Regions from separate parts of the Homo sapiens genome. Here region 1 is linked to region 2. The links are chromatin loops, found by intact Hi-C in ENCODE. Cell type or tissue: chondrocyte. All regions are shown on one strand. Each heading gives the region's core, and the rest is flanking DNA. Links, peaks and the distances in the headings are about the cores only. Region 1 overlaps RALY (RALY heterogeneous nuclear ribonucleoprotein). Region 2 has its middle 15 kb from the start of SNTA1.

Region 1 (16,198 bases), core at 1,692-9,691, 610 kb before region 2:
TCCCCATATGCCAAATGAGGATGGCTATCCACATTCAGTGTCCACCCAAGGGCACAGCATGAAAGAATTCGGTTAAAAACACACTTTAGAACGTGTAATAGATGAAAGGTCAGGGTACTGAGACCCTCAATTCACGAACCCATGACCTCAGAGGCATAAGACTGAACTCTAAGCCCTTTCCTTACTTGACCTCCTTAATCACCACATCCTTCGTGCTCCATTCCAGAGACAAAGGCCAGGGGCTTGGTAGAGTATCAAGGTTGGGCAGCTCAATCAGACCCCCCCAGGGCTCCCAGGCTGTGCACTGCCCCCAACCAAAGTCATCTCCAAGCCCTCTCTAGGAGGGCTTCCTTTCCAGCTGACCAGGCAGAAACTCAGTAGGCTGAGAAGTGGTCTCTCTGACATCTGTTGCTGCCACCTTTTTCAGGGAATCGCAGCCCAGGGGGTAAACTTTGGGTCAATTTTCCTGACAACGGCCAGGAAACCTGCCATCACTGGGCAAAAGCCCCATTCCTTGGGGCTCCTTTGTTCAGGGAGCCCCTTCCTGGAGGTGGTGATGGCTGCAGATGGAGAGTCTCTGGGAATGGATCCGATCCCAGACCCTGCATTTCTGCCCCCAAGGGGAGGGAACGGCTCTGGCCTTGGTCAGAATCACTGAACCACAGAATCCCAGAGCTGGAGGAGCCTGGAGAGATCACTTGGTGCAAGCCCATTTCACAAACTGGGAAGGGAATTTGCCCAAGATCACATAATCCATTCAGTGGCAGAGCTGAGATTAGCATCTAAATCTTCTGACCCCCAGGCTAAGACACTTTCCACTACACCACACTGTCTCCTGAAACGACTCACAGGGGCGGGGTGGGGATGGGGGCGGACGACTCATGCTCAGAGAGGCACTGTTCTTCTTGGGCTGCCTGGGGTGGGCTAAGCTGGACAGAGGGAGAGAAGCAGGGAGGAGGAGAGATTTGAGTTAGTATCTACCATGATTTCTACTCAAGAATGTGGCTAGTGCTGTTGTAGTGGGAGCCCACAGCCTCTGGGCTGGAGTCTGGGTAGGGCTTGGGAGTGCAGGGTAGACCACAGCCCGCCAGGGACTAATTAGACTTCCAAATGGCTGCTGGCCTCTTGTCTCTAAATATAAACCCAAGAAGCTTAGACTGAGCTCTGGGGCTCCTACCAGCTGCTTGGGCACCTCACAGAGGGAAGGGCTCAAACTCCCTGCAACCAGCGCTGTACCCTGTTGTGTATTCCAACTAGCCACACTTACATAGCTCTTGGCTGTACGGTCTCCTTGAGCCTCACCCAAGGACAAGAAGGAAAAAGGGCAGTTAGCATGGCAGACAGTGTTGTATGGTGGTAGGAGCTCTGGCCTGAGCACCTGCAGCACAGGACCCCAGTCTCAGCTCTGCTACCGACTGGTGGAGCAACCCCAGGCAAACCTCTGGGTTTTGGTTCTCATTTGGAGAACTCAGTGGGCTGCACCAACAATCTCTCAAGACCCTTCCAGCTTGGCTGTTTCATGCCTGGGCACGCCCCTCCCCTGCTCACCTGTCGTAGAAGTCGTCCCGGTAGTAATCATAGTCAAAGATGTAGCCACTGGGGAAACAAAGGGGAGAGGGCTGGAGCTTAGGGACGGCCACTCAGCCCACTTTCCACAGGCCCTCATCTCCAGACACCTCCCCAAGTTCTAGATTCAGCACACTGTCACACCAGCATTTACTCCCTCTGTGGAAAGAGAGAGTCATCCCACCAGACAGACAGACAGTCAGACAGCCCCACCTGTATATGGCAGATGCTGCTCTCTTTAGCCCCTTGGGTCTGTCAGGCTTAGGCTCTCCAGCCATGTTGATGTCTGTGTGGAGGGAGAAGGCAGAGTTGGAATGCTAACATGACAGTGTGCCCACACACATCAACCTCATGCACACGCACAGCAATTCATGTGCTTACACGGTATACACATGGATTCTGCTCACTGATGGTGCCAACAAAGGTCTTCATACATCTAATCTTCAAACATTAGATTCATATCCAGGTATCACATGGATATGCCTGTTTATATGTCCATACACTTTCAGATCCATCCAGGCATGCTCATAAACATGTCCTCCCCCCCGCCCCACCACACACACACGTCGAATATTCCTATATGCATTCTCAAATACACTCATGTAAATGCGTAACACATCAGGTACATGGGAACGCATACACAGAGCCACACTCACACATACATTCACATATCCAGGTAAGAAACTCACACACAGGTAACGTGTATTCTCAAGTACACTCAGTATAGACAACTACCCACATGCAAATGAGCCAATGCACATTCACATGGATGTTCTACCAAACACCTTCATGCCTAGAATAGTCCTTACTACATGAAAAGGTCTCAATAAATACCTGGTAAATGAATATATGTATATCTGCTGACACATTCAAATATGTTCTCTCTCTCACACACACACACACACACACACACACACACTACATCTATACATACAAGGGTTGTGTCCACATATCTCCACATGTTCAGTCAATCCATATACTTCTTGTTCAGGAAAAAACACATACAGATACCCCTTTTCAAACATACACATATACACAGGAGTAAATGCACATGCATGAACACTGTACATACTTCAAGAGAGACCACTAGCATAGTCATATCACATGGACATGACACCAAAACCAAGCGTATTCACACTGTCCTTGTGCTCTCAGGCCCTCCTGCTCGCTCTCAGAAAGGGTTCTAACCTAAGTCATCTGTACCCGGTGTAACAGGCTGTTCTAGGCCACTCTGTTCTCTTTCTCTGGAGAATCTGCATTTTAACTGGAACTGTAAAGCCTGTCACTAAGAAGCTCTGAGAAAGCAGAGACAGGTCAGAAGTGTTTTCCAGAGGCTTCTAAAATTCTTCCCTATAGGGATTAATTTTATAACTATTTAAAACTTAAACATAGCTTATAAATTTATAAAATCTCAGAGCAGTGGTAGCGGTGAGAGAAAGAGAGAAGGGGGTTGAGAACTGGATAGTGATAGCAGCTATTCTAGAGAATACTAGGAGAATATAGTGAAGAGAGGCTTACCCAGGGTCTGCCCGGCCAGCACCCGCCCATTCTCTCCCAGCACAGCTGCCCGGGCATGGCGCTCATTGGAGTACTGAACAAAGGCATAGCCCTTGTGCACAGAACAGCCGGCCACACGGCCATACTTAGAGAAGATGGTCTCCACATCTGATTTCTTCACCAGAGCTGTGTTGAGGTTTCCAATGAAGACTCGAGAGTTGATGGACTTGGGGTCATTCTTGTTGGTTACATTGCTTGCCTGAAGCTTCAAGGACATGGTGCCCACCTGAAGAAAAAGAGCCTCGGTGAAGCTGGGTCCCTGGGCTGGGCTCAAGGACTGCCCACGGCCCATATCCTGGATAAATGAATTGCCTCTTACCTTCCTTAACCCTTATAGCATCCAGCCTACCTGTTCCTGCATCTTGTTTTCTTGTCATATTACCAAGAGTTGCCACATATTGGCTGCTGACCTCATGCCAGGTGCTTTACATACATTCCCTCATTTGTTACTCACATGATATGCAGAACCACAACATTTTACAAGGGAGAAATCTCACATTCAGAGAGACCACAATGTTAGTGAATGGCAGGGCTGGGATCTGACCCCCTGATCTGCTTGACTCTAATTCTTTTGAGTCTACTCCTTTAATGCTCATCTCAAATGTTATCCCATTCAGGATCTAAATTTGAAGATCTTCAATGTAGAACCATGGTCACATGGTATTTGCAAGTGATGTTTACTCTAGACCACCACCATATGATGAAAATTGCAGGGGCCGGGCATGGTGGCTCACAACTGTAATCCCAGCACTTTGGAGGCCGAGACGGGTGCATCACCTAAGGTCAGGAGTTCGAAACCAGCCTGGCCAACATGGCGAAACCCCGTCTCTACTAAAAATACAAAAAATTAGCCAGGCGTGGTGGCGGGTACCTGTAATCCCAGCTACTCGGGAGGCTGAGGCAGGAAAATTGCTTGAACCCAGGAGGTGGAGGTTGCAGTAAGCCACTGCACTCCAGCCTGGGCGACAGAGCCAGACTCTGTCTAAAAAAAAAAAAGAAAAGAAAAGAAAACTGCTTAGTCTGATCCAGACACAGACCTGTCTGAATTGCTACCAACCATTTTGAAAAGGGTATGCTAGCTAAGCCCGATAATGGTTTGAATTTGTGTCCCCGCCCAAATCTCATGTCTAATTGTAATCCCCAGTGCTGGAGGTGGGGCCTGGTGGGAGGTGACTGGATCATGGTGACTGAAATCATGCATTTCCCCCTTGGTGCTGCTCTCATGATAGTGAGTGACTGCTCGTGAGATCTGGTGTTTAGACGTGTGTAGCACCTCCCACTGTCTCTTTTCCTCCTGCCCTGGCCATATGAAGACGTGTCTACTTCCCCGTCGCCTTCCACTATGATTGTAAATTTCCTGAGGCCTCCCAAGAAGCAGAAGCCTGTACGGCCTGCAGAACTGTGAACCAATTAAACTTTTCATTATAAATTACCCAGTCTCAGGTATTTCTTTATAACAGTGCAAGAATGGACTAACACAAAGCCTCACCAGGCACTCGCTGTGGCTAAGGGTGGTATACAATACTGAATAATCCCAAGATCCCACAAGTTAATGTCATGATTACTCATATTTTACCAGAAACTGATTGACAAGTTCATTAACTTACTAGTAATGAGCATTCGAACACAGGTCAGTCTGTCACTAAAGTCTATTTCTTTCAACTTTATCATTTTGCTTCCCAGAGCTAAAGCCAATTTAGATACCACAGAAAGTCAGCACATTCACCTGAGAATTATTTTTAATAAATTTATTTTTTAGTTACCCATATTAATACTAACTCGTTCAAATTTTGTTCTGTTTGGCTTAGAGATGAGACTGCACCTACCCTTTGCTCTCTATATTCTGGCCAGGTCTTTTACCCCAAAGGGCTGTACAAATTTTTCCCGTACAGTTTACGGCTGGGCATAGGCTCCAAGAGGAAAGGGGAAAGGAGAGAAGCTCAATTTCAGTAGGAAAAGCCTCAAGTTAAGCCTTGGCAGTTCCCGGCCCAGTCTTCTGCTCATTGGTACAGGTTGATGCCACTCCCTTTTGGAACCCTCCTATCTCAGTAACCTAACCTTAAGGCCATTTCAGGTGATAAAAGACTCCAAATAGCATATATAAAAACTTTCATCAGTCTGCCAACCTATTTACCTAATATTTTGGGGGGACTTCTTTTCAGTGAACTGGAAAAGATACATCTGTATCTCTTATCCCACTAGGGGATAAGAGACTCTTTTTCTCTTAAATCCTCCCAGCCTGGAAGCTGGCACGTTCTGACCAGCAGGTGGTACTGTTTACAAGGGAATCATAGGCTGGACGTGAGCCCAACTTGGGAAGAAACTGCTCCCAGGGTTAGGCTTAAAGTGAACCCAATGGATATACTAGAGTCAGCAGTGCATTATCTCAGATAAAGGAAAGGGGCTGAGAGGGTCCCATCACTGCTACTGATGAAGGGGCTGGTGCCAGCTTTGGAACTGACTTGGAAAGAGACAGACTCTTGTTACTCAGTTTGCCTTTGGTTCCACTCATCTACACTTATCAGGCAGTGAGGGACACAAAGGTAGTAACACACTGTGCATACGAGGCAGGAAATGCTCAATACATGTTTTTCCCATGGGCTTGCCATTCCTCACAGTTCTCGCTGACAGTCCCTCTCCTACATGGATGACAAGCCATTCAAGGGTTAATTCCTTGTCTATCCACGGGTATACAAGAAGTTAATAGGGCCCCTGTGTGGGCATCAGATGATTCTCTCCTAGGTGGTTCAGCTCAAAGTGCTATAGTTTTGGCCTAGGGAGAAGCCACCTGCTTTGGCTAGAGGGAGTCAACCAAGCCTGGGGTGTGGATAGAGATACAAAGAGTGACCTCTACTGGGAGCCACAAGCACCACTGAGCAGGAAGCATTTGCTGAACAGCTGTTCGTGGTATTGTGACGAGATCAGGACTCACCTTGACTGGTGAGCCAAGTTTTTAAGGTTTGGCCCTGCCAGTCTTTTCTCTCATTCCTTGGGGTTTGGAATGATGTACATAAAAGGACTTTGCAAACCCTAAAGCCCTTCACAAGATCTTGTAATTACACTGGCTTGCACCTCTTTATTCCAATACTGCCATCTGCGAACCCCATTCTAGATGAGGGTAAAGGTCACAGTGGAACACATTCTGTATAATGCCAAGGAGGGGCAGCCAGAAGCCATGGCATATGAAGATCAGTTTTCTGATCTGTAGAGGAGAGACTTGGGAAGTGTATGTATGTGGTTGCAAATGCTGCTCTGGGTGAGAAATCTGCAGTTAAAAGGAGAAATGCTCACCTATGGCATGCGCTAGGTACCCAACCTCTTGAGCTCCTCGTCTAAACAGCCCCCTATCCACTTTCATGCCCTGTACACTCCTTTGGAAAGTGGGATGTGCTACAGTTGTGTGGACTCCCTCAGCCCAAGGAGACAGGTATCTGTGGGGGTGTGCAAAGGCTTGAGTGACCACACACATGTTGATGAGGCTCCTCTAAGTGAGGGATAGAGGTGGGAAAGGGAATGAAAAGGAGGTAGAGCCAGGCTAGGTCTCCCTGAACTGCCAGGTTCAAGTACAGAATCCTAATGAGTCCAAGAATTCTAAATTAAGACATGGTATTCCAGGTTGTTGGGAACATCACAATTTATTAGCTTCATTCAGAACCTTCAAATGTTTAAACATATGGTACATGGGTCTCTATTTGTACTCTTATTACTCTGCCCTGCAAATGTTATAGGGCAGGCCTGACAAAACTCGGGGCACAGTAAGTGTTCAATCAATGTTAGGGAGGGAGTGGTTAAACATATGTCCCAGGAGGTGGTCAGAAGGTCTAGCTGTGGGCTGCCTTAAGTGGTTAGGACCACTAGGGCAGAGGTCCCAGATACCATTTTCTAATCTTTCAACCAAACACCCACTTCCACAGACCAACTCAATCCCTCCCACCCAATTCTTCCTATGCTTTTCAAGGTACCCCCTAGCTTAGAGTGGCAGCCCTAGAAAATATTGACATCCATTCAGCAGGAGCTACTTCACTTGGTAAGCTATTTCCTGCCCTGGGCCAAGCTCTGCCTCACAGATTAGCTGTGTAATTGAGAGCAAGGTGTCTGCAGCCCCCAGGGGTCCTAGGTTTAGCAATGAGCTGAGGAGAGGTGGGTAGAAGGATTGTTCTTGGTGGCTGGGGGAAAGGAGAGAAGCAAATTTATTCCTAGAGACTTCTGCAATGTCAGATGAGCAGAGACCTGTGTGCACATGGAGCTTATAAATGCTCTTACTCGGAAGAACAGAAGAGAAGTTTTACCCACAGTAAAAACTTGGCCAGGATGCTACAGCTAGTGAGTAGCAGAGACAAGATTACCCCATGGGTCTTCTGACGCTAAGTCTAGGGTCCTTATATTCCATTTTTCATTTGGGGCTGGTAAGAGACAGGCCCCCAGGACACTGAGGAGCTGGGAGAGAGCACAGTGTCTCAAAAAAAAAAAAAAAAGAAAAAAGAAAAAAGCTACGTTTGAGAAAACTGGGGACTGGCTCCCCAATAAGTGCCTTCACCTTTACCTGCAGGAGAAACAATTGCTGCATAAAAGCTGGGCCTTTTAAGCTAATTAAAATCCACTAGTGAAACAGGCTTTGAAATGCAATTTACGGCTCAAAGGGATGGGCCTGCTTCTCCAGGCTAGTAAGAGTAGAAGAAATGTGGCAAAAACAAATTCAACAAAAAACAAGCCTGAACATGGAGAAAAGTGGCAGGGGTTTGCAAAGGTAGAAAAGCCCTAAAAGGTACCTCTGATCTTTGGGTAAATGAGACACCCAGAGAGCCGTCACAGTAACAACAGCCACTGGCTGGGCACAGTGGCTCACGCCCATAATCCCAGCACTTTGGGAGGCCAAGGCAGGTGGATCACTTGAGGTTAGGAGTTCAGGACCAGCCTAGCTAACATGGTGAAACCCCGTCTCTACTTTAAAAAAAAAAAAATTAGCCGGGCATGGTGGCAGATGTCTGTAATCCCAGCTACTTGGGAGGCTGAGGCAGGAGAACTGTTTGATCACCGCCACTGCACTCCAGCCTAGGCGACAGAGCGAGACTTTCCGTCAAAAAAAGAAAAAAAGAAAAGGACGGCCACTAATTACTGAATGCTGCACAGTATTACAGTATTTAACCCTCACAACAGCCCTGTGAGGAGGTGTTTGACATAGGGAAACTGAGATAGGTTCAGAGAAGCAAGGTAACTGGTTAATAGAGCAAAGCCAGAACTGGAATCAGGACCTCAAAAACAGGCACCTGCAGGGGCAAGATTGCACATGGCACAGGGATGCCTTGGGTTCTGACTTCCCTGGCAAGATTATGTTACCTTGAGTCAGCCACACACGCTCTCCTTGGTCCTCACCCTTTCCCTTTTCTACTACAATTCCTCACAGTTGTACAGAATTTTAGTGAACAAAGCCAGTTTATATCTCTTATGGTATGAATGTGCCTCCTCCACCAAATCTGTGTGTTGAAACCTAATCCCTAATGTGATGGTATTAGGAAGTGGGGCTTTGGGAGTGATGAGGTCCCAAAGGGAAGGGAAAGACCTCAAGAATGAGTTTAATACCTTTAAAAAAAAAAAGAGCCCCAGGCCAGGAAGTGGCTCACGCAAGTAATCCCAGCACTTTGGGAAGCCAAGATGGGAGGATCCTTTGAGGCCTGGAGTTGGAGACCAGCCTAGGCTACATCATGAGACCCCATCTCTACAAAATAAACAAATAAGAGGCCCAGAGAGCTACTTTGTGTCTTCTATCATGTGCGAACACAGTGAAAAGATGGTTGTCCATGAAACTGTAAGAGGGCTCTCACCAGACATCTGTTGCCCAGGCTGGAGTACAATGGCACGATCTTGGCTCACTGCAACCTCCGCTTCCCGGGTTCAAGCAATTCTTCTGCCTCAGCCTCCTGAGTAGCTGGTACTACAGGTGCCCGCCACCACAGCCAGCTAATTTTTGTATTTTTAGTAGAGACGGGGTTTCACCATGCTAGTCAGGCTGGTCTCGAACTCCTGATCCACCCTCCTTTGCTTCCCAAACTGCTGGGATTACAGGCATAAGCCACTGCACCCATCCCGCCCCATTTTATAAATGAAAAAAAAAAAAAAAAAAAGAGGATCAGCAAAGATAAGTGACTTACTTAAGGTCAACCAGCTGGTGAGGGGAGTGTAGCTAGGGGTCCTGAATCAAGGCTTCTTACTCGACACTCTCCATTCCACTGTCTCAATGGCTGTCTTAACACTCTAAAACTCTGCCATGTCACCCCTCATGTGCTCCAAATCCTATCAGATCAAGTCTAGTCTCAGGCACTCAGAGAACTCTGTAAATCCTCCCCAGCACTAAATCTCTTCCTCCTGAAATACTCATTTCAAGGGAGGAGCTGCTGCTTTAGGTCTTGATGCCCCCAATGCTATTTATAGTCTCTGTCTTGGTTCAGTCCTGCTGGACCCCTCTGGCCTTATTCTCCTGCATGGGGATGAGGGTCACAGCAGCCTGTGGCCAGCTCTCTGCCCTTAGATAACCCTGGGGACATCCGGGTGGTTCAGAAGGAAAACAGCTACTAGTGATGGGAAGACTATTTCTGGAGAAAGTCAAGCAATTAGACTCATCAGTGTCCAGGGCCTCCTTGGTCCAGAGGCTCCTGCTTTTACCAGGCGGCCAGGGATGACAGAACATCTATTAATCTCATTAAACTGGCCAAGCCCTGGTTCATTAGCAGTGCCCAAATGATTGTTACTGGCCAGACAGGACTAATTTCCCAAGGAATGCTCTTTAGTTCCTGACCATTCCCACTCTCATGAGTCAGCTCCCTGCATGTCAAACAGCAAAAGCTCCTGGATGGGTGAAGTGTAAGCAGTGCAGGCTACAGGTCCAGAAGGCTTGGCCTTGGCTCTGCTGTTCTTAGTCATGTGACCTGCAACAAGTCATTTAACTTCCCTAGGCCTTCTTGTCTTTAATCCGAAAACAGAAATAATCTCTTCCCTGATTACCTTTCAGGTCTGATACAAGAATCAAATAGGCTAATTGATGTGAAAGCGCTCTGTTGCATCTGTAATGTACTATCAAAGAATATGGATTATGCCAATTTCTATTATTACCCACTTCCTATCTCCTTCACTCACTTAACAAACATTTCTTGAGTGTCCTCCTCTGTGCTGGCACTGTGGAGATGCTGGGAAACACCGTGCTCACCAGTCTTCTGCTCTACTTGCTTTTCAAGAAGCCCCCTCTCTGGGAACCTGTTTTTTAAAAACGATTTCTTAGTAACAAAGGACAAATGCACATGAAATAGCAAAAATAGCTCAGGCCCTAGAGTCCGACAGGACTGAGTTCCAATCCGAGACCTATCACTTGAAACTGTAACTGTGGCCATATCCTTTCACTTGCTGGGCCTCAGAGTCCTCAACTGCAAAACGGAAATTATACCAACCTCCCAGAATTAGGATAAGAACTGGAGATAATATGAGTAAAGTGCTAGTATAATGGGTGGGACTAGCAGGTATTAAGAAACTGGATAACCCAAATGCTCTATGAAAACAGATGAACCTAGCCTGGCACTCTAGCTCCTCCACATCCCAGCCCTAAGATGGTATGTTCTTTACTATGTCATCTCCCTGTGCATCACACTTTGCCTGAGAGTAAGGGAGTTGGGGGTAGGGAGTAGGGAGCCTATGCATGCTCTCCCTTGTCCTAGTATCTGCAACCAAACCTAGAAACTTCACAAAGGTGTCCCTGCCCCATTCCTGTCAAACCACTACTGAATGGGGCTGGGAGAGGACGGAACCACCAGCCAAGAGGGGTTCCAGCTTTGCTGAGTCATTCTCACCCCTCAACTGTACTGCGCGGTCCTATACTACTGACATTGGTATCCATATCTAATGGGCCCTGAGAGGATACCCCAAAGCAGAAACAGAAGGCAGGCCTCAGTTATCTCCCCATAGCATGCTCTGGGTATATAATCCCACCCTCCCTGCATCTTGAACACTAACTCTACTCTTGTCTGTGGCCTTAGGCTGAGGCTTACCATCTGCGACAAGCTCCCCTTCATAGTTCCAGGAAGGGGACAAGTTAAGGAGGGATGGGTAGGTAACTTATGCCTATAATCCCCGATACTGAGTTAGAATTGAAGACCTACAAATGATTGTCAACCTCTTTATTTTTTGCCAAATAAGTCATCCAAACACAGACTTATCCATCTGATTGTAATTATAAATATCCAAACACGGAGCTAATTATGGGCCAGGTATTATCAAATAACTAACTAACCAATCATTTATTTATTTATTTATCCAGCGGTTGGTCTGGGACCTCAAGCAAATCCCAATCCAGCAGGCGACATCTACCATGGCCACAAGGCACACGTGCCCTGAGATGGTCTACTCCCCAAGCAAAGTAGTCTGAGAGATCAGAGAAGGGGTAGGAGCAGCACGGAAGGCTCTACCAAAAGGGAGAGTGTTTAAGAGGAATTCCCATTGGGTAGTGACACCAGAAGAGGCCTGGCAGGAGGGAGGAACAATATACAAAATGTATCCCTTTCTCCTCTTTGATCCCCTTATTCTCCTCTTCCTCCTGTACATAGAGCTGGAAATAGAAGTTTGAAATACAAGAATGTCTTCACTGCTGTCTCCTGCTTCCCTGGATAGATGCATACTTATTCTTGCCTTGAGGGAGAACAAAAAGGGAACATACAATTTAATATGTAGAACTTTATACCAGGCACTGAGTTGAAAGCTTTACAGGCATAATCTCTTGTAATCCTGATCACAATCTAATGAGATATGTAGTATCATCTGCACTCTACAGATACAACTGAGACTCAGAAACAGCTTAATTTGTCTACAGTCACATTAAGTTGCATGCTTTGGACCGAAAGACCCAAGGGCTTGTCTGATTCTAAAGCCTGTGTTATTCCCATTCCACTAGATTGCTCCCACTGAGCCCCCATCCACAGGAAGAATGGTCTTGGCTTTGCTGACATGCCATATGACCTAGGTTTTAAACCATGTGACCACAAAAGGTACTCCAGGCCCAAACATGTGATCATGATAACCATCATCAATACTTGTGGAGTACTTACATCCCAGGAACTGCACTAAGCCTTCTGCTATGAGATAGTGATGATACATGTTGTGACCATTTCACATACGATGAAACCAAAGCTTGGTGTCTGGTCTTGCTCAAGCCAGGAAATGACAGAGGTAGGATGAATATGTGCGAGACCAGAGCTGGTCTCATAATCTTGGCCCAGAATGGCTTCAAAACTGGGCATGCCCTGTATCTGCCTGGAGGTCAGTTTCTTCCTCTACCTCCTAACACTGATCCTTTGAGCATAAACTCACAGGGCCTAGCTGAAGGCATACTCTCAAGTCCAAGAGCCAATCAGCACTTGCTGTGAGCTTTGGGGATGGCCCCCGCCCCATTCCTATGCCTTAAGAGTTGGCTCCTCACACTGATAATGTGGCAAGATTAGTCACTGCTTGCTGTTGGTTGATTATAGCTATTCTGTTCTGTAAATGAAGTTTAAAAGTCATCAAAGGGTTTGTCAGCTGTGACTTATGAGCCTCTTTCCCACAGGGAAGTCAGGCAGTGACAAATGCCCCTCTTGTTTTGCCATCCATTACAAGTTGGAAGGTGCCATGTTCCAATTACTGGAAACCCCGATGGAGCTCAAGGAAAACCCTGCTCCAGGCTATGGCCATTACTCAGGCCTGGCAGGGCTGCCATAGGCCCAGGCCCAACTGGGTAGGAATGGAATAAGAGTGTTCTTCTGATTTTGTGAGCAGGCCCCTTCTACCCCTTAATTTGTGTTATCCCTGGTGGTTTATCCTAGTCACATTTCACAGACAAATAAAAACATAGGTATCATGTGGGCTGTCTGAAAGTATGCAGGATCAAGACTGCTTATGACAGGCAGACATAAGGAAATAAGGTCATGCTGTCCTATGAACTAGGTAGAAAATATGATGTTGAGGAAGGGTGGGGAAGGCAGAGAATAAAGTATGTAGGATGTTCAGAGAAAGTAGAGAGTAAAAGGAGCCTTACAGATCCTCTAGAGTAACCAATGGCCTCAGTACTGAATACTCATTATATGCCAGGCCTATCTAGCTAGGTGCTGTGGAACCAGAGATGAATAAAGTCCCTGGTTCCTAGGATATGCCAGGCCTATCTAGCTAGGTGCTGTGGAACCAGAGATGAATAAAGTCCCTGGTTCCTAGGATATGCTGCATGATCTAGGGAATAAAAACCTAGGTCATGTGGCATATCCTTGAGGGTAAATAAGAAAAATTAAGTCTCAGAGAAAGGGACTTGCCCAAGGTAACAAAGTAAGTTAGGGTCAGTGATAGAAAAAGAAAGCAGATCTTTACCATTAGTGATACAGAGAAAGTACAGTGACAAGGGAGCCCTCATGTGGAACAGGCTCCTTACACAGAACATGCCACATAACTCCCATTCAAATTCTACCTACTTGCTTACTTACCACACCTTTGACCTCTGGCAAGTCCTATAACCTATCCAAAGTTTCAGAAAACTTACTACAGAATTGTGGAGAAGATTAAATAATACACATACAGTGCATAGCAGTAGGCCAATCTTAAGTACTCAAAATATTATTTACCATCAAATAATCCCCAAAACAGTACTCTGAGGCAGGTATTATTAATCTCATAATCAAAAGACTTAGGTTATTTTTCACACTGTCACACTAACTAAATAAGTCAGTACTTCTCAAAACTATTTGTGGTGAAGAACCAGTTTTTTTCTTTTGTTTTGCTTTTTAAACTTCACTTTGAGTAACACAGCTCTAAGCCACTCTTGCCCAACTGTGAACTTCTATGAAACCAAAGCAAAGAAAACATGAAGTTTACTTCATTTCTTTCCAAGTCCTTCAGCCTGATTGTTTTTAGACATTGGTGTCAGACTAATTTACAAAAAACTATCCAATTTTTTTCCTTTTCTTGTCTCTCTCTTAAGAGAGAAGGGGATAGGGAGACTAAGGACTTGCCACCAAACACTTCTAATGGTGCTTTATCTTGGTCTCTGCTCTACGTCATGCTACATCCTGCAAGGGAAGACAATCTAGGCTTAATGGGGGGCTGGAACCACTTTCCTGAAGCCTGGGGGTATATTCCTGAAGAGTCTGGTATTCCAGACCCTCTCTCCATACTTTGACAAACACCAGGAAACCAGCCAGGAAGGTCAAAGGGAGAAGAAAAGGTTTTCTCATTTTCTGTCTTTTATCATGGCTGTTTACAAACCAGTCTTCTCTCTCCATCTAGGGAGCTGAGAGGAATGGACACCAGATTCATTCCTGAATGCTACTGTACTTACCTAAGACTATGACTGGGCAAATTGAGTAGCTCTTAACCAGTGCTCAAAGGCACAATTAGTGCACCTTCAATCTTCCATGTGCGTCGTCAAATTTTCATCAGTGTACAAAACTGCTTTTTGCTTTGAGCTTATGTAGTGTTTTCTTTCAGCATAACTCAGAGCTGAGTGGGTCATATGACACAGTATACAGAGAGGTAAAGCTTGCTGTGTGTAGGAGTTAAATACATGGCTTGACATCAAGCAGGAGCCAAAGCCTGAATCCTTACTCCTGTGTGACAGGACATGGAATGTCGTCAGGAGATACCTGAAACCAAATGCCTTCACTCTGTTACTGAACTGGCTGACATGACCTTTTGGGAAGTGTCTATCTTACCTGTAAGATGGAAATAGCAATACATATCTCTAGGGTTGTTAGAGGATAAAATAATTCATGTAAGCATTCAGAATAGTGTCCAGCACATCAGAAAGCATGCGAATATATTAGCTCCTGCTGCTACAGGTTAAGTATTCCTTATCCAAATGCTTGGGACAAGAAGCATTTCAGATTATAGATTTTGGAATATCTGCAGATACTTAACTGGCTGAGCATCCCTAATCTGAAATGCTCCAATGAGCGTTTCCTTTGAATGTGATGTTGGCACTCAGAAAGTTTCCAATTTTGGAGAATTTTGGATTTTCAACTTACGGATGCTCAACCTCAATTATTATTGTTGTTGTTGGAACCTGCAATAACTTTTCCATGTGAGTATAAAAGAGAAGGTGGTCAGTTCTAATGGAATATTAACCTAGAGCTGAACTGTGATCAAGGAAAAAAATACTATCACGGTGGATGCGATAAAGTCTCTTCAAGTGTCTCACCAAAACTCTAGTATTTGGAAATGTGCCTTGAACATAAAAGGAAAGACAAGAGTAGGTACTTATTAAGTGCTGAATGAATAAATAAATGAGCATATGGAACAATGCAGCTGCCAGAGCTCATAAGGAATACAACTTGAGAAATTAGGTGGAAGAGGACGCTAAGCAAAGGTTCCCACCAAGGCCTCCTTGTGCTTTGAGGACCCTCTAGAGCAGATTGGGCTCCCCTGCTGGGCAACAGGGCCCCAAGGGCTGATATTTCAAGAAGCCCTCAGTTGCTCACTATTTGGTATCTCTGATGGAACTCCTACATTCTGTGGCTGAGTAAGGGTGCAGAAGGCTGTGCCGTGGTAGTGCATCCTGTTCTCATCTCCCAACCTGTATGACAGGGAGGCTTAACTCCTACCACAACAGGCATAGCTCTAAGTTAAAATAGTAATGGGGGCTTATTAGCTTTGGATTTCTCCTTGCCTGTAGAGCGCTGGGGCCTGAATCCCGTGTCTACTAGCTGTATGACCTGGAAAGGCACTTGACTTTTCTGAGGTTCACAGTTCCCCACCTGTAAAATGGGGATAAAAATCCCTGTAACACAGGTTGTTGTGAGGGTCAAAGGAGATAACATGCTCTGTTACCTGACATGTGCCACGTAAGCATAGACAGGAATACTCCCAGGATGGACAGCTGCTGCAGGTCTTCCTAGACAGAGGCACCCAAGCAGGAAGCCAGCAGGCTGGAAGCAAGGGCTGGATGGTGCACAATTCAGCACTCCAGCCAAGTACTGTGTCCCTCAGGTATCAGGGCAGTTGATTAAAATCCTTTCATGCAGAATCAGTATTTTCCTCATTACAACAATCCTTCTCCTTGAACACACTGAGTGGCACC
Region 2 (16,198 bases), core at 5,244-13,243:
GGGGGTGGTGGCGCATGCCTGTAACCTCAGCTACTCTGGAGGCTGTGGCAGGAGAATCGCTTGAACCCAGGAGGTGGAGTTTACAGTGAACCGAGATGGTTCCATTGCACTCCCGCCTGGGCAACAAGAGTAAAACAAAAACAAAAACAAAAACATCCCATGAGCCTGGTCAACATAGTGAGACCCCATCTCTACAAAAAGTTTAAACATTAGCCAGGTGTGGTGGCACACACCTGTAAGTCCCAGCTACTTGAGAGGCTGAGGTGGGAGGAATGCTTGAGACCAAGAGTTCAAGGCTGCAGGGAGCTATGACCATGCCACTGCACTCCAGCCTGGGCATCAAAGGAAGATGCTGTCCCTTAAAAAAAAAAAGTGGCCGGGTGTGGTGGCTCACACCTATAATCCCAGCACTTTGGGAGGCCGAGGTGGGTGGATCACCTGGGGCCAGGAGTTTGAGGCCAGCCTGACCAACATGGGGAAACCCCATCTCTACTAAAAATACAAAAATTAGCCAGGCGTGGTGGTGGGCGCCTGTAATCCCAGCTACTTGGGAGGCTGAGACGGGAGAATGGCTTGAACCCAGGAGGCGGAGGTTGCAGTGAGCTGAGATTGCACCACTGCACTTCAGCCTGGGTGACAGTGAGACTGTCTGAAAAAAAAAAAAAAAAAAGAGCTTAGGAGTGCTCACCATTTGAGAAGAAGCTCTTGATACATTGAAGAGTAAAGTGTTGTCTGAAAAAGGGAAGTATTTGCCAAGGTGAACCAACTTCTTGCAAAAAAAAAAAAAAAAATTGGTTTGCAAGAGTTTCCTGAGGCAAACGGTGAGGCTATTTATTGGTTTACAGTCTTATCTTTCCAGGTAAGAATTTCTTGAAACAGTCAAATCTTGTTGACATAGAGGACCTCAGTTCTCAGCCTTAATCATTGAATATGATTGTCTCAGTTTTTATATTTATCCTGTTCCCTATTGATGGGCGCTTACTTTTCTTCTGGTATTTCACTATCACATGCTATGCTTCAATGACACCTTGTGCACAGGGGTGAGTTTCACTGGGGCCCCACCTAGAAGTGGAATTGCTGGGTAGTGAGACGTGAGTATCTTCAATTTTCCTAGGGTCCTAGATTCTTTCTAATCCATCTCCCTGCCTCCCAGAAGAGGAAAGCCTCTCTCCACAGCCACCACAGCAGACGGCAGGAACTGCCAGGGCTTTGCCCACACCGGCTGCTTGCCCACCCGCCTGCCCTCCCTTGTTCTGGCAGATTAATGGTGACCTGTGACCCTGACAGGCTGGCCACACTCCCGGCCAATTTCAGTCTGTCAAAAGGAGTCCCAGGGGTGGTCAGGGCCTAGGGATGTGTTAGCCAGATGGGCCTGGGAGGTCTCGGGTTGGCTTATCCCAGGAGGCAGAGCAGGTGGGCAGCCCTCAGCAACACCCCCCCAACATTCTCCTCATCATGCATCACTGGGCTGGAGCTGGAGCCAGATGGTGGGGATGGGGAGGCTTGCAGCTTCTGCCCTGACAAAGGATCCTCTATACTGCACCCCCACCCTGACCCTGACCAGCTTGGCTAGTCTAGTCTGTGGCTGCCCAATCACTCTCAGCCCTGGCCTGTCCCACCCCGGGGTGCCTTTCTGCTGAGATCTTCTCTTCCTGATCCTGTTTGTAGAGGAAGTCTGCAACGTTCCTGGAGACTCTTGGACTTGGAAACTCACTTATCATCAACTTGAGAGTGAGCAGGTAAAACCAAGGCAGCATGGCCCCGTGGTTATAACATGTCATAGATTCAAATGCAGTAATAGGATTAAGTGCAATGGGCCAGGTGGCAAACTGGTGTCTGGCTCTCAGTGAGCCCTCATCAACAGAGTCTCTGACTGCTATGAATGGGGAAACTGAGGCCTAGAGTGGAGGATGCTTGCAGAAGAGCCTCATGGTTAGGAGGTTAGGCTTGGGAGTCAGGCCTACCTGCGTTAATCCAGATCTGCTACTGAGAGTGAGTCCTTGGGCAGATCACCTAAGCTCTCAATTTCCCCAGCTGAAATGCAGCCCCCTGAGGCCTCATCATAGAGAACAGTCCTGAGGATGAGGAAAGATAATGCAAGGAAGGCATCTGGCAGATAGTAAGGACTCAGTACGTGCGTCCTAAACCTCATCATCCTTGATTTTCTCCTTCCTTCTTTCCTTCCTTCCTTCCTTCCTTCCTTCCTTCCTTCCTTCCTTCCTCTCTCTCTCTCTCTCTCTCTCTCTCCCCCTCTCTCTCTCTCGCTTTCTTTCCTTCCTTTCTTTCTCTCTGTTTCTCTCTCTCTCTCTCTCTGTCGCCGAGGCTGGAGTGCAGTGGCACGATCTCAGGTCACTGTAACCTCCGCCTCCCGGGTTCAAGTGATTCTCCTACCTCAGCCTCCCATGTAGCTGGGACTACAGGTACTTGCCACCACACCTGGCTAATTTTTTGTATTTTTAGTAGAAACAGGTTTCACCGTGTTAGCCGGGATGGTCTCGATCTCCTGACCTCGTGATCTGCCTGCTTCGGCCTCCCAAAGTGCTGGGATTACAGGCATGAGCCATAGTGCCCAGCTTTCCTTCCTTCTTCCTTTCAAGATGAAGTCTCTGTGTTGCCCAGGCTGGAGTGCAGTGGCACGATCTTGGCTCACTGCAACCTCCGCCTCCTGGGTTCAAGTGATTCTCCTGCCTCAGCCTCTCATGTACTGGGATTACAGACGCCTGCCACCATGCCCAGATAACTTTTGTATTTTTGGTAGAGACAGGGTTTTGCCATGTTGGTCAGCCTGGTTTTGAACTCCTGACCACAAGTGATCTGCCTGCCTCAGTCTCCCAAAGTGCAGGGATTACAGGTATGCGGGTATGAGCAACCATGCCCAGCCTTTTTTTTTTTTTTTGAGACAGGGTCTCTTGGGCTGGGTGCGGTGGCTCACGCCTGTAATCCAAGCATTTTAGGAGGCCGAGGTGGGTGGATCACCCGAGGTCAGAAGTTTAAGACCAGCCTGGCCAACATGGTGAAACTGTGCCTCTACTCAAAATACAATAATTAGCCAGGTGTAGTGGCATGCACCTGTAATCCCAGCTACTCAGGAGGCTGAGGCTCAAGAATCACTTGAATCTGGGAGGTGGAATTTACAGTGAGCTGAGATGGTGCCACTGCACTTTAGCCTGGGTGACAGAGTGAGACTCTCTCTCAAAAAAAAAAAAAAAAAAGAGACAGGGTCTCTTACTGTCACCCAATGTGGAGTGTAGTGATGCAATCTCGGCTCACTGCAACCTCTGCCTCCTGGGGTCAAGAGATCCTCCCACCTCAGCCTCCTGAGTAGCTAAGACTACAGGTGTGCACCACCAGGCCCAGCTAATTTTTGATTTTTTTGTAGAGACAGGGTTTCACTGTGTTACCCAGGTTGGTCTCGAAGTCCTGAGCTCAAGCAATCCTCCCACCTTCGCCTGCCAAAGTGCTGGGATTATAGGGGTGAGCCACTGCTCCTGGCCCCTTTCCTGTGTCTTTCGTTTCTTCCTTCCTTCTCTCTTTCACCATTTCTCAGAAGTGGGTGGTTCAAAGATTTTCCCTGACTTGGGGAAGAGCACATGAGAGCCCAGGCAGGCTGGGGAGGCAAGCAGGCCAGGGTGAGACACAGGGCTGCAGCCCGGCCAGCACTCACGTGGGGCTGCCTCCAGGAATCCCTCCCCACACACAGAGCCTGGGCACCTTTCAACTGGCTCCTTGCTGCCAAGCGAAGTCTATTAATATCAAAGTAATGAGGTAATTACTGTGATTTAGAAAAATTACTAGTGAATGCTTTTGAGGGAATTTCAGAGCAGAGAATAGGGTAAGTGAAACATCTGTGAGGAAAGGGATGCAGGGCCGTCAGCGATGAATCCTGAGGGTGGGTGAGCTCTGGCCTGCGTGGGGCAGGGTAGGGGGGCTTGGAGGGGACCACCCCAGGGTCATGCATGTGCATGGGACTTTTGGAGTAAATAATAGGGGAGGAGTGTGTGTGTTTGCGTGTGTGTGTGTGTGTAACCAGGGTGTAGGATTTTCAGGCCCTAGGAGCACCCTGACTTTGGCTGGTACAAAGCAGCAGATTCCAGGGTGAAGAACAAAACCTGGAGCCAGAGGCCAACCCCTTTTCACAATCCCAGCCTCTGACTATCCTTGACTGATCTCCACCCACAGAATCCCCCCAGCCCTGAGGCCACCAGCCTGGAGAAGGGTTAGATGAGTAAAGAGAAATTGGGCAGAGCTCATGAGAGAAATTGGGCAGAGCTCAGAAGCAGAGGTTGTCAAAGTGTGACTCTTGGACTGACAGCATGGTCATCGCCTGGGAACTTGCTAAAAATACACATTCTCAGGCTGCTGCAGAGCCACTGAATCAGTAACTCTGGGGTGGGGACTGGTGACCTGTTGTCGTTGCTTTTGAGATGGAGCCTCGCTGCGTTGCCCAGGCTGGAGTGCAGTGGCGTGATCTCGGCTCACTTCAACCTCCACCTCCCAGGTTCAAGCCATTCTCCTGTCTCAGCCTCCTGAGCAGCTGGGATTACAGGCTCAGGCCACCACACCAAACCTGACAATCTGTTTTAAGGAGCCCCTAATAGAGGCATGAAATGATAGGAAGGGCCAGGCCTGGGAAATGGAGGCCAGAGACTGCTTTGAGAGGCTTTTAGGAGGTTGAATCTGTAGGAATTGGTACCAGGGTGGGTGTGGAAGAAAGTACAGCAGTAGTAGTTGTAGTAATAATAATAACAGTAATAATGACTTGAACATGTATTGTGCCCGTTCTGTGCTCTTATTTAATCCTCACAACAAGCCTAAGAGGCAGCTACTATTCTGATCCCAATTTTTCACATAGGAAACTAAAGTACAGAGAGGCTGACTGCCCAAGGCCACACAGCTGGTAGTTGGTGGAGCTGGGATGCAATTTCAGCCTTCAGATGCTGGGTTTTTGCCTCCTCTCTAATGCCAGGCTGCTTTGGTAATCTGAAGAGGGTTATTGGTGACCTGAGTAAGCAGTAAGGGCTGCCAGGGGAGAAGTAACTTCCAGGGAAGCTAACACTGTTTTGTTTTTGAATTTACTGAGCACTTACTACACTTACTATGTGCTAGGCATGATGCAAAGCATTTGCTAGTGCACTGTCACATTTATTTATTTATTATTATTATTTTTTGAGATGGAGTCTCACTCTGTCACCCAGGCTGGAGTGCAATGGCATGATCTCGGCTCACTGTAACCTCCGCCTGCCAGCTTCAAGCAATTTTCCTGCCTTAGCCTTCTGAGTAGCTGGGATTACAGGCACCTGCCACCATGTCCAGCTAGTTTTTGTATTTTTAGTAGAGAGGGGGTTTCACCATGTTGGCGAGGCTGGTCTCGAACTCCTGACCTCGTGATCCGTCTGCCTTGGCCTCCCAAAGTGCTGGGATTATAGACGTGAGCCACCTCGCCCTGCCTAATTTTGTTTTTTTTTTTTTTTTGGAGACGGAGTCTCGCTCGGTCACCCAGGCTGGAGTGCAGTGGCACGATCTTGGCTCACGGCAAGCTCCGCCTCCTAGGTTCACGCCATTCTCCTGCCTCAGCCTCCCGAGTAGCTGGGACTGCAGGTGTCCGCCACCACGCCTGGCTAATTTTTTGTATTTTTTTTAAGTAGAGATGGGGTTTCACCATGTTAGCCAGGATGATCTCGATCTCCTGACCTCGTGATCTGCCCGTCCTGGCCTCCCAAAGTGCTGGGATTACAGGTGTGAGCCACCGTGCCCGGCCCTAATTTTGTATTTTTAATAGAGACAGGGTTTCGCCATGTTGGCCAGGCTGTCTTGAACTCCTGACCTCAGGTGATCTGCCCACCTAGGCCTCCCAAAGTGCTGGGATTACAGGTGTGAGCCACTGGGCCTGGCCTACTGTCACATTTAAGTGTCACACTGATCCTCTAGGTACTATAATGATTCCATCTTCCAAATGATCTAATTGAGGCTCAGAGAGAGAGAGTTGCCTGCCCAAGATCACATAGTCTTTTTTTTTTTTGGACACAGGGTCTCACTCTGTTACCTAGGCTGGAGTAGTGCAGGGGCTGCATCAAGGCTCACTGCACCCTTGATCTCCTGGGCTCAAGCGATCCTCTCACCTTGGCCCCCTGAATATCTGGGACTACAGGTGCACGCCACCACGCTTGGCTAATTTCTGATCTTTTGTAGAGATGGTTCCTCACTCACAAATGTGAGCCACCACGCCCAGCAATCACATAGGCTTTGTGTTTGTGTCAGGTGCGAATCAGCCTAGTTATGCTAACTCTGATTGGGAGGTGGGGGTGGGAGGGAAGTTTTGTGATGACTCAATGGCCAATTAAATGTTTACAAATTCATGGTTTATTGAGAGGCTTTCACACCAACACATAGGCAGTAATGAGAGAGGAGGAACAAGCCACAGGGAGTAGCTCCAGTAGCTCTGGGATGACTGTGCTGACTGTTTTCCCTCAGAATGCCAACAAGGGTTGGGGGGCTGAAGGGGTGGGGGGGCCGAGGCTCTTCTCCCAGCAGAGCTTCGGAGGGTTGCCTGATGGAAAAGAGGCCTCAGAGTTCTCACTGGTAGAGCTCCCACAGGCATCTCTGCCATGGCCAGTTTCTTTTTCTTTTCTTTCTTTTTTGAGACAGGGTCTCGCTGTGTTACCCAGGCTGGAGTGCAGAGGCATCATCACGGCTTACTGCAGCCTCATCCTCCCTAGCTCACGTGATCCTCCCACCTCAGCCTCAGGGGTAGCTGGGACTACCGGCGTACACCGCCTAGCTTTTTTTTTTTTTTTTTTTCAGAGACTGAGTCTTGCTCTATCACCCAGGCTGGAGTGCAGTGGCACGATCTTGGCTCACTGCAACCTCTGCTTCCTGGGTTCAAGCGATTTTCCTGCCTCACCCTCCCGAGTAGCTGGGACTACAGGCATGTGCCACCATGCCCGGCTAATTTTTTTTGGTATTTTTAGCAGAGATGGGGTTTCACCATGTTGGCCAGGATGGTCTCGAACTCCTGACCTCAAGTGACCGCCTGCCTTGGCCTCCCAAAGTGCTGGTATTACAGGCGTGAGCCACCGTGCCTGGCCAACTTTTTAAAGTTTTTGTAGAGATGAGGTCTCCCTATGTTGCCAGGCTTATCTTGAACTGCTGGGTTCAAGCAATCTCCTTACTTCATCCTTCCAAAATGTTGGGGTTACAGGTATGAGCCATGACGCCCCGTGATGGTCAGTTTATTGCGGTGTTCATGGCCCTCTGCAAGAGTCTCCATAGCCATTATCTCAGCTGCCCTGTGGCTTCTCTTTCTTGTTAGGTCTTGGGGGTGCCTGACCACAGCAGGTGTTATCCCCTCTGTCCACCGTACACTTTGAGAGGTCAGCAGTTTAACTGTAGGCTGAGTCACTTGTCATAAGTGACTCCATTTTGACATGTTTAGGATCACAAAACATTATTATCTATCACATAGTGAGTGGCAAGGCAGCAGGAATTTGGAATCGTGGCTCTTAATCCAGATAGGCAGACCCTAGTCTCGGTGGGGATCGCCCTTGCACAGGGGGTGCCTCCCTGCTTCCTGCTCACCTGGGATGCCACTCTATGTTACCAGTACCAAGGACAGGACCAGGGACACAGTGACAGTGAATATCTGTTAAATGACATTTTAACATTTGTTTAAATAAAAACAGTCCATTACCTCTATTGTGGAGTAGAAAAGCAAACAAACAAACAAATAACTAAAATAAAGCCAGGGGAAGGAACTGAAGTTCATGGAGTCTCTCATGTGCCAGGTACTTTGCTTACACAAGGCCAATTTAGTGCTTTCAGAACCCTCCAGTCTTTTGTTTTATTATCCTCATTTTACAGATGAGAAAAGTGAGACAGCGAGGAAGTGACCTGTTACCTGTTTGAGGTCACATGATGAGGCCGTGGGAAAATCAGGGTTTGATACCCTTGGTCTGACCCCCACACCGTGTGTTTTTTTTTTTTTTTTTTTTTTACAAAGTCTCAGCCAGGCACAGTGGCTCATGCCTGTAATCCCAGCACTTTGGGAGGCCAAGGCAGGTGGATCACCTGAGGTCAGGAGTTCGAGACCAGCCTGGCCAACATGATGAAACCCCATTTCTACTAAAAATACAAAAAATGAGCCGGGCATGGTGGCATGCACCTGTAATCCTAGCTACTCAGGAGGCTGAGGCAGGAGAATTGCTTGAACCTGGGAGGCGGAGGTTGCAGTGACCCGAGATCGAGCCATCATACTCCTGCCTCGGCAAAAACAGCGAAATTCAGTCTCAAAAAAAAAGAGACGAGTCTCGCTCTGTCGCCAGGCTGGAGTGCAGTGGCGCGATCTCTGCTTACTGCAACCTCCGCCTCCCGGGTTCTAGCGATTCTCCTGCCTCAGCCTCCTGAGTAGCTGGGACTACAGTCACATGCCACCATGCCCAGCTAATTTTTGTTTTTTTTTTTTTGAGACGGAGTCTCACTCTGTCGCCCAGGCTGGAGTGCAGTGGCGCGATCTCGGCTCACTGCAAGCTCCGCCTCCTGGGTTCAAGCCATTCTCCTGCCTCAGCCTCCCGAGTAGCTGGGACTGCAGGTGCCCGCCACCACGCCCGGCTAATTTTTTGTATTTTTTTTAAGTAGAGATGGGGTTTCACCATGTTAGCCAGGATGGTCTTGATCTCCTGACCTCCTGATCCGCCCACCTCGGCCTCCCAAAGTTCTGGGATTACAGGCGTGAGCCACCGCGACTGGCCTAATTTTTGTATTTTTAGCAGAGACAGGGTTTCACCATGTTGGCCAGGATGGTCTCGATTTCTTGACCTTGTGATCCACCTGCCTCAGGCTCCCAGTGTGCTGGGACTATAGGCCTGAGCCACTGCGCCCAGCCAAGACATGTTTTCATCATGTTGGCCAGGTTGGTCTCGAACTCCTGACCTCAAATGATCCACCCTTCTTGACCTCCCAAAGTGCTGGGATTACAGGCATGAGCCACTGTGCCCACCCTCACACTGGTTCTCTTTCCATTGGTTCAGTCTGTGACTCTGGAGGGTTGGGATGCAGAGATGGGAGGGGCCCATTAAATGGTGACTGATATAATAATGGTGATAATAATTATTATTATCGGTATTATGTGTGAAATGGTTGTGTAATCCTCACATGGAGAAGGGAAAAACATGCTTTGAAAGTGACAATCTCAGCCTGGGCAACACAGCGAGACTCCATCTCTACGGAAAATTAAAGAAAAATAGCCAGGCCTGGGCTGGGTGCGGTGGCTCAAGCCTGTAATTCCAGCACTTTGGGAGGCCAAGGTGGGCGGATCCTAAGGTCAGGAGTTGGAGACCAGCCTGACCAACATGGTGAAACCCTGTCTCTACTAAAAATACAAAAATTAGCTGGGCCTAGTGGCAGGCACCTGTAATCCCAGTTGCTCGGGAGGCTGAGGCAGGAGAATCGTTTGAACCCGGAAGGCGGAGGTTGCAGTGAGCCAAGATAGCACCACTGCACTCCAGCCTGGGTGAAAGAGTGAGACTCCGTCTTAAAAAAAAAAAAAAAAAAGAAAAATAGCCAGGCCTGGTGGTGGGCTACCTGGGAGGCTGAGATGGGAGGATCACTTGAACCCAGGAGTTCGAAGCTGCATGTGAGCTGTGGCTGTGCTACTATGCTTCAGCCTGGGTGACAGAGTGAGACTCTGCCTCAGAAACCAAAACCAAACTGACAAACAAAAAGTGACAACCTCAAGGAGCCCAGCTTCCCATCCTATTCCCACCTTCCCACTTGCAGGGCTCATGGCACCTGCTAGGACCTTGCGACCCTGGCTCTCTGCTGCCCCCTCCTGGCATCTGTCAGAGGTGGCGCCTGGATGCGAAATCTTCAGCCTGTCTTCAGCGCAGCAAGTGTCTTTTGTGAGTGACCAATACAAGGGTGGGAAGGACATGGCTGGGGATACCTCCTCTTGGGCCTCTGGTTCCTCCCTCATGAAATTCTGGATTGGGACTAAAAGTTCCTAGACCATGACTCTGAATCTTTCTCTGCCAAGGATAACATCTTCCTGGCCTTTCACCATCTCCAGCCAAAAAGCCAAACCCTGCAGGGTGTGGTGGCTCACCCCTGTAATCCCAGCACTTTGGGAGGCTGAGGTAGGTGGATCAAATGAACTCAGGAGTTCCAAACTAGCCTGGGCAACATGGTGAAACCCTGTCTCTACGGGAAAAAAAAAATTGGTGCACACTGGTAATCACAGCTAGTCAGGAGGCTGAGGTGGGAGGATCACTTGAGTCTGGGAGGTGGAGGTTGCAGTGAGCCATGATTGCACGACTGCACTCCAGCCTGGGTGATGGATTGAGACCCCCTTCTCCAAAAACAAAGAAATAAACAAAAAAGAAACAGAGTGAGACCCTGTCTCAAAAAAAAAAAAAAAAAAAAAAAAAAAAACCGGCCGGGTGGCTCATGCCTATAATCCCAACAGTTTGGGAGGCCAAGGTGGGCGGATCATGAGGTCAGGAGTTTGAGACCAGCCTGGCCAACATGGTGAAACCCTGTCTTAACTAAAAATACAAAAATTAGCCGGCGTGCTGGGACGCACCTGTAATCCCAGCTACTCGGGAGGCTGAAGCAGGAGAATCGCTTGAACCCAGGAGGCAGAGGTTACGGTGAGCCAAGATCGGGCCACTGCGCTACAGCCTGGGTGACAGAGCAAGACTCTGTCTCGAGGGTGAAAAAAAAAGAAAAAGCCTGGCCTTTCACCATCTCCAGCCAAAAAGCCAAACCCTGCAGGGTGTGGTGGCTCACCCCTGTAATCCCAGCACTTTGGGAGGCTGAGGTAGGTGGATCAAATGAACTCAGGAGTTCCAAACTAGCCTGGGCAACATGGTGAAACCCTGTCTCTACGGGAAAAAAAAAATTGGTGCACACTGGTAATCACAGCTAGTCAGGAGGCTGAGGTGGGAGGATCACTTGAGTCTGGGAGGTGGAGGTTGCAGTGAGCCATGATTGCACGACTGCACTCCAGCCTGGGTGATGGATTGAGACCCCCTTCTCCAAAAACAAAGAAATAAACAAAAAAGAAACAGAGTGAGACCCTGTCTCAAAAAAAAAAAAAAAAAAAAAAAAAAAAACCGGCCGGGTGGCTCATGCCTATAATCCCAACAGTTTGGGAGGCCAAGGTGGGCGGATCATGAGGTCAGGAGTTTGAGACCAGCCTGGCCAACATGGTGAAACCCTGTCTTAACTAAAAATACAAAAATTAGCCGGCGTGCTGGGACGCACCTGTAATCCCAGCTACTCGGGAGGCTGAAGCAGGAGAATCGCTTGAACCCAGGAGGCAGAGGTTACGGTGAGCCAAGATCGGGCCACTGCGCTACAGCCTGGGTGACAGAGCAAGACTCTGTCTCGAGGGTGAAAAAAAAAGAAAAAGCCAAACCCTTTGCCCTGGTTTCTATCCCCTGTGTTTCCTCTTCTTCTTCTTCTTTTTTTTTATTTGAGAAGGAGTCTCTCTGTTGCCCAGGCTGGAGTGGAGTGCAATGGGAAGATCTGGGCTCACTGCAACCTCCACCTCCTGGGTTCAAGAGATTCTCCTGCCTCAGCCTCCTGAGTAGCTGGGATTACAGCTGCCCGCAACCATGCCCAGCTAATTTTTGTATTTTTAGTAAAGACAGGGTTTCACCATTTTGGTCAGGCTGGTCTCGAACTCCTAACCTCAGGTGATCCACCCGCTTTGGCCTCCCAAAGTGCTGGGATTACAGGCGTGAGCCATGGCGTACGGGCCCCTGTGCTTCTAATCTCTGGAAGTGTCTTACTCCTCCCTAATTGAGCATCATCAGAGCCCAGTTTGAAGCATCACCATCACCCAACAAGGTTGATTTTCTTGCTGTGGGGCCAGAATTGCAGGCCCAGGATTCATGTCTGGTTTAAGTGGAAAACTTGTTAATCACCATCCTATACACCCCTCACTACAGCGAGTGTGCTGCTTCCAGAGCTGGTTTGTCTATGCTTGCTCTCTCCTCTTCAGCTTTGTATCTACTCCAGGGCTCAGCACATGGCCCATTTTTCTTCTTTCTCTATGCTCTCTTCCTATAGGTTATCTTAAGACTGTCACACACTTTAAATATCTTCCATATGTCATTGACTCTCCTTAATCTCCTTCACGCAAGCCATCAGCAAGGCTTAGCAATCTTACCTCCTTAATACCTCTTAATTATATTTAGCCCTTTCCATCCCCACTGCAGTCACCTTTCTAGTTCAGGTCACCACCACCTGCCCTGTGAACAACTTCATTTTTTTTTTTGAGACAGAGTCTTGCTCTGTCGCCAGGCTGGAGTGCAGTGGTGCAATCTTGGCTCACTGCAACTTCTGCCTCCTGGGTTCAAGTGATTCTGCTACCTCAGCCTCCTGAGTAGCTGGGACTACAGGCATGCTACCGCGCCCAGCTAACTTTTTGTATTTTTAGTAGAGATGAGGTTTCAGCATGTTGGCCAGGCTGGTCTCGAACTCCTGATCTCAGTGATCTGCCTGCCTCAGCCTCCCAAAGTGCTGGGATTACAGGTGTGAGTCACCGTGCCCGGCCTAATTTTTTTTTTTTTTTGAGATGGAGTCTCGCTCTGTCGCCCAGGCTGTAGTACAGTGGTGCGATCTTGACTCACTGCAAGCTCCGCCTCCCGGGTTCATGCCATTCTCCTGCCTCAGCCTCCCGAGTAGCTGGGACTACAGGTACCTGCCACCACGCCCGGCTAATTTTTTGTATTTTTAGTAGAGATGGGGTTTTGCCATGTTAGCCAGGCTGGTCTTGATCTCCTGACCTCGTGATCCGCCTGCCTCGGCCTCCCAAAGTGCTGGGATTACAGGCTTGAGCCACCGTGCCCAGCCCTAATTTTTTTTTTTTTTAAGAGACACAGTCTCACTCTGTCACCCAGTCTAGACTGCAGCGGTGTGATCATAGCTCACTGCAGCCTCGAACTCTTTTATTCTCAAGCTCAATCAATTGGCCTCAGCCTCTTGGATAGCTAGGGCTACAAGGTGCACAGCACCATGACTGGCTAACTTTTTGTTTTTCTTAAAAACAATTTCTTTACAGTTTTATCATTTTTAAAAATTATTTATTTATTTATTTTTGAGACAGAGTCTTGCTCTGCCGCCCAGGCTGGAGTGTGGTGGTGGCTCGATCTTGGCTCACTGCAACCACTGCCTCCTAAGTTCAGGTGATTCTCCTGCCTCAGCCTCTTGAGTAGCTGGAATTACAGCTGCGTGCCCCCATGCCTGGCTAATTTTTTATTTTTAGTAGAGACATGGTTTCACCATATCAGCCAGGTGGGTCTTGAATTCCTGACCTCAGGTGATCCACCAGCCTCAGTCTCCCAAAGTGTTGGGATTGCAGGCACGAGCCACTGTGCCCAGCCAAGAAGCTTCAGTTTTTTTTTTTTTTGAGACAGAGTCTCACTCTGTCACCCAGGCTGGAGTGCAGTGGCACGATCTCTGCTCACTGCAAGCTCTGCCTCCTGGTTTCAGGCCATTCTCCTGCCTCAGCCTCCCAAGTAGCTGGGACTACAGGCGCCTGCCACCACGCCCGGCTAATTTTTTGTATTTTTTAGTAGAGACAGGATTTCACCTTGTTAGCCAGGATGGTCTCGATCTCCTGACCTTATGATCCGCCCGCCTCGGCCTCCTGAAATGCTGGGATTACAGGTGTGAGCCACTGAGCCCGGCCTTTTTTTTTTTTTTTTTTTTGAGACAGAGTCTCGTTCTGTCACCCAGGCTGGAGTGCAGCAGCGTTATCTCGACTCACTGCAACCTCTGCCTGTTGGGTTCAAGCGATTCTCATGCCTCAGCCTCCCGAGTAGCTGGGATTACAGGCAGGCACCACTATACCGAGCTAATTTTTGTATTTTTAGTAGAGACTGGGTTTCACCATGTTGAAACCCAGTTCAGGATGGTCTTGATCACCTGAGCTCGTGATCCACCCACCTCAGCCTCCCAAAGTGCTGGGATTATAGGTGTGAGCCACTCCGCCCGGCCACAAAGCTTCAGTTTTGATGCACATTTGGAATTATGGGGCAAGAGAGAAACCCAGGGCCCACCCAGGGTGAAAAAGCTGTTAGGTGACCCCCACATAAAGCCAGGGTCTGGAAAGCCTGCATCCTCATTGAAAGAGTGGACTGGGCCGGGTGTGGTGGCTTACACCTGTAATCCTAGCACTTTGGAAGGCCAAGGCAGGCAGATCGCCTGAGGTCGGGAGTTTGAGACCAGCCTGGCCAGCATGGTGACACCCCACCTCTACCAAAAGTAAAAAATTACTCAGGCGTGGTGGTGGGTGCCTATAATCCCAGCTACTCAGGAAGCTGAGGCAGGAGAATCACTTGAACCCAGGAGGCGGAGGTTGCAGTGAGCCGAGATCACGCCATTGCACTCCAGCCTGGGCAACAGAGCAAGATTTCATCTCAAAAAAAAAAAAAAAAAAGAAAGAAAGAGCGGACTGCAAAAATCTTGCAGAGGGCACCAGCAAAGAAATTTCTCCATCGTGAACATGGTGGGCAGAGGGGGAAAGCATCTCTGAGAATTCGTAACCTCACATGGGATTGCAACCTGTATTTCTACTCTTTGTGTGAATCAAAAGATCCCGTGCTAAAATATTTTATTTTATTTTATTTTTTGAGACGGCATTTCGCTCTTGATGACCTGGCTGGAGTATAGTGGCATGATCTCTGCTCATTGCAACCTCCGCCTCCCAGGTCCGAGCGATTCTTCTGCCTCAACCTCCCAAGTAGCTGGGATTACAGGCATTCACCACCACGCCCGGCTAATTTTTTATTTTTGGTAGAGACGGGGTTTCATCATGTTGGCCAGGCTGGTCTCAAACTCCTGACCTCAGGTGATCTGCCTGCCTTGGCCTCCTAAAGTGCTGAGATTACAGGTGTGAGCCACCGTGACTGGCCTCATGCTAAGTACTGAAAGCACTCTTTTTTTGAGACAGAGTCTTGCTCTGTCACCCAGGCTGGAGTGCAGTGTCGCGATCTCAGGTCAGTGCAAGCTCCGCTTTCCGGGTTCAAGTGATTCTCCTGTCTCAGCCTCCTGAGTAGCTGGGATGACAGACACGCACCATCATGCCCGGCTAAGTTTTGTATTTTTAGTAAAGACTGTGTTTCACCATGTTGGTCAGGCTGGTCTCAAACTCCTGACCTCATGATCCACCTGCCTTGGCCTCCCAAAGTGCTGGGATTATAGGCGTGAGCGACCACGCCCGGCCCTGAAAGCACTCTTAGGTTGGCTGTCCCATCAGGCATCTGACAGAAGTACCCACAAATCCTCTCTGAAGGAATAGAACCTACTTCATACCAGACCTCAAAGAATGCATATAAACTGTGTAGTTGACAAGATTACACATGTGTAATGAAGAAAAAAGATCCACCAGCTGCTGTCTATGGAGTAGCCATTCTTTTATTGCTTTAAGAAAAAGGCTGGGCTCAGTGGCTCATGCCTGTAATCTTGGGACTTTGGGAGGCCAAGGTGGGAGGATGGCTTGAGTCCAGGAGTTCCAGACCAGCCTGGGCAACATAGTGGGACCCCGTTTCTATTTAAAGTAAATTAAAACAAATTTTTTTTTTTTTTTTTTAGATGGAGTCTCGCTCTTTCGCCCAGGCTGGAGTGCAGTGGTACAATCTCGGCTCACTGCAACCTCTGCCTCCCGGGTTCACACCATTCTCCTGCCTCAGCCTCCAGAGTAGCGGGGACCACAGGCGCCTGCCACCACGCCTGGCTAATTTTTTGTATTTTTAGTAGAGATGGGGTTTCACTGTGTTAGCCAGGATGGTTTCGATCTCCTGACCTTGTGATCCGCCTGCCTCGGCCTCCCAAAGTGCTGGGATTACAGGCATGAGCCACCGCGCCCGGCCAATTAAAACAAATTTTAAAAAAGAAAAAGTAAAAAGAGCCACCAACACTTCAGAATCAGAATTACTATATAGGCTCATGCCTGTAATCCCAGTGCTTTGGGAGGCTGAGGCAGGAGGATAGCTTGAACCCAGGAATTTTGAGGTAGATCAGCAAGATTTGTTTTCCAAGCACTGGTTATGACTGGTCACCATCCCGCTGATCAGAGCAGAAACTGGTCAATCCAGGGTGCAGTGAAGACGCCAGCCAAAATCAGCAGATGGTGACTAAAGTGACCGCTAGTTGCCCTCACTGCTCATTTGCATAAAGACACTCCCACTAGTGCCAT

The links. Hi-C counts contacts between places; a loop is a spot of excess contacts. Peaks named below come from ENCODE experiments on the same cell type or tissue, not always from the same donor. Only the 100,000 strongest peaks of a DNase experiment are listed, where the experiment ranks them.
Region 1: it touches region 2 in a loop (3-fold over the local background); 6 of 110 quality-filtered maps call a loop at or near these places.

What each region holds. Positions count from the first base shown.
Region 1 is chr20:34,059,217-34,075,414 of GRCh38, reverse strand. It overlaps RALY (RALY heterogeneous nuclear ribonucleoprotein), which reads right to left. Exons shown (of 10, transcript NM_016732.3): 3 at 3,085-3,349; 4 at 1,780-1,852; 5 at 1,549-1,596. The coding sequence starts at 3,340. Among named protein-coding and RNA genes, the nearest start is that of MIR4755, 18 kb to the right of the region's middle. In chondrocyte, for the core only: CTCF peaks have their summits at 5,185 and 5,390 (motif pointing right); no DNase peak of the experiment used is centred there.
Region 2 is chr20:33,450,988-33,467,185 of GRCh38, reverse strand. No RefSeq gene overlaps it. Among named protein-coding and RNA genes, the nearest start is that of SNTA1, 15 kb to the right of the region's middle. RefSeq lists an enhancer at 9,895-9,984. In chondrocyte, for the core only: a CTCF peak has its summit at 9,815 (motif pointing left); no DNase peak of the experiment used is centred there.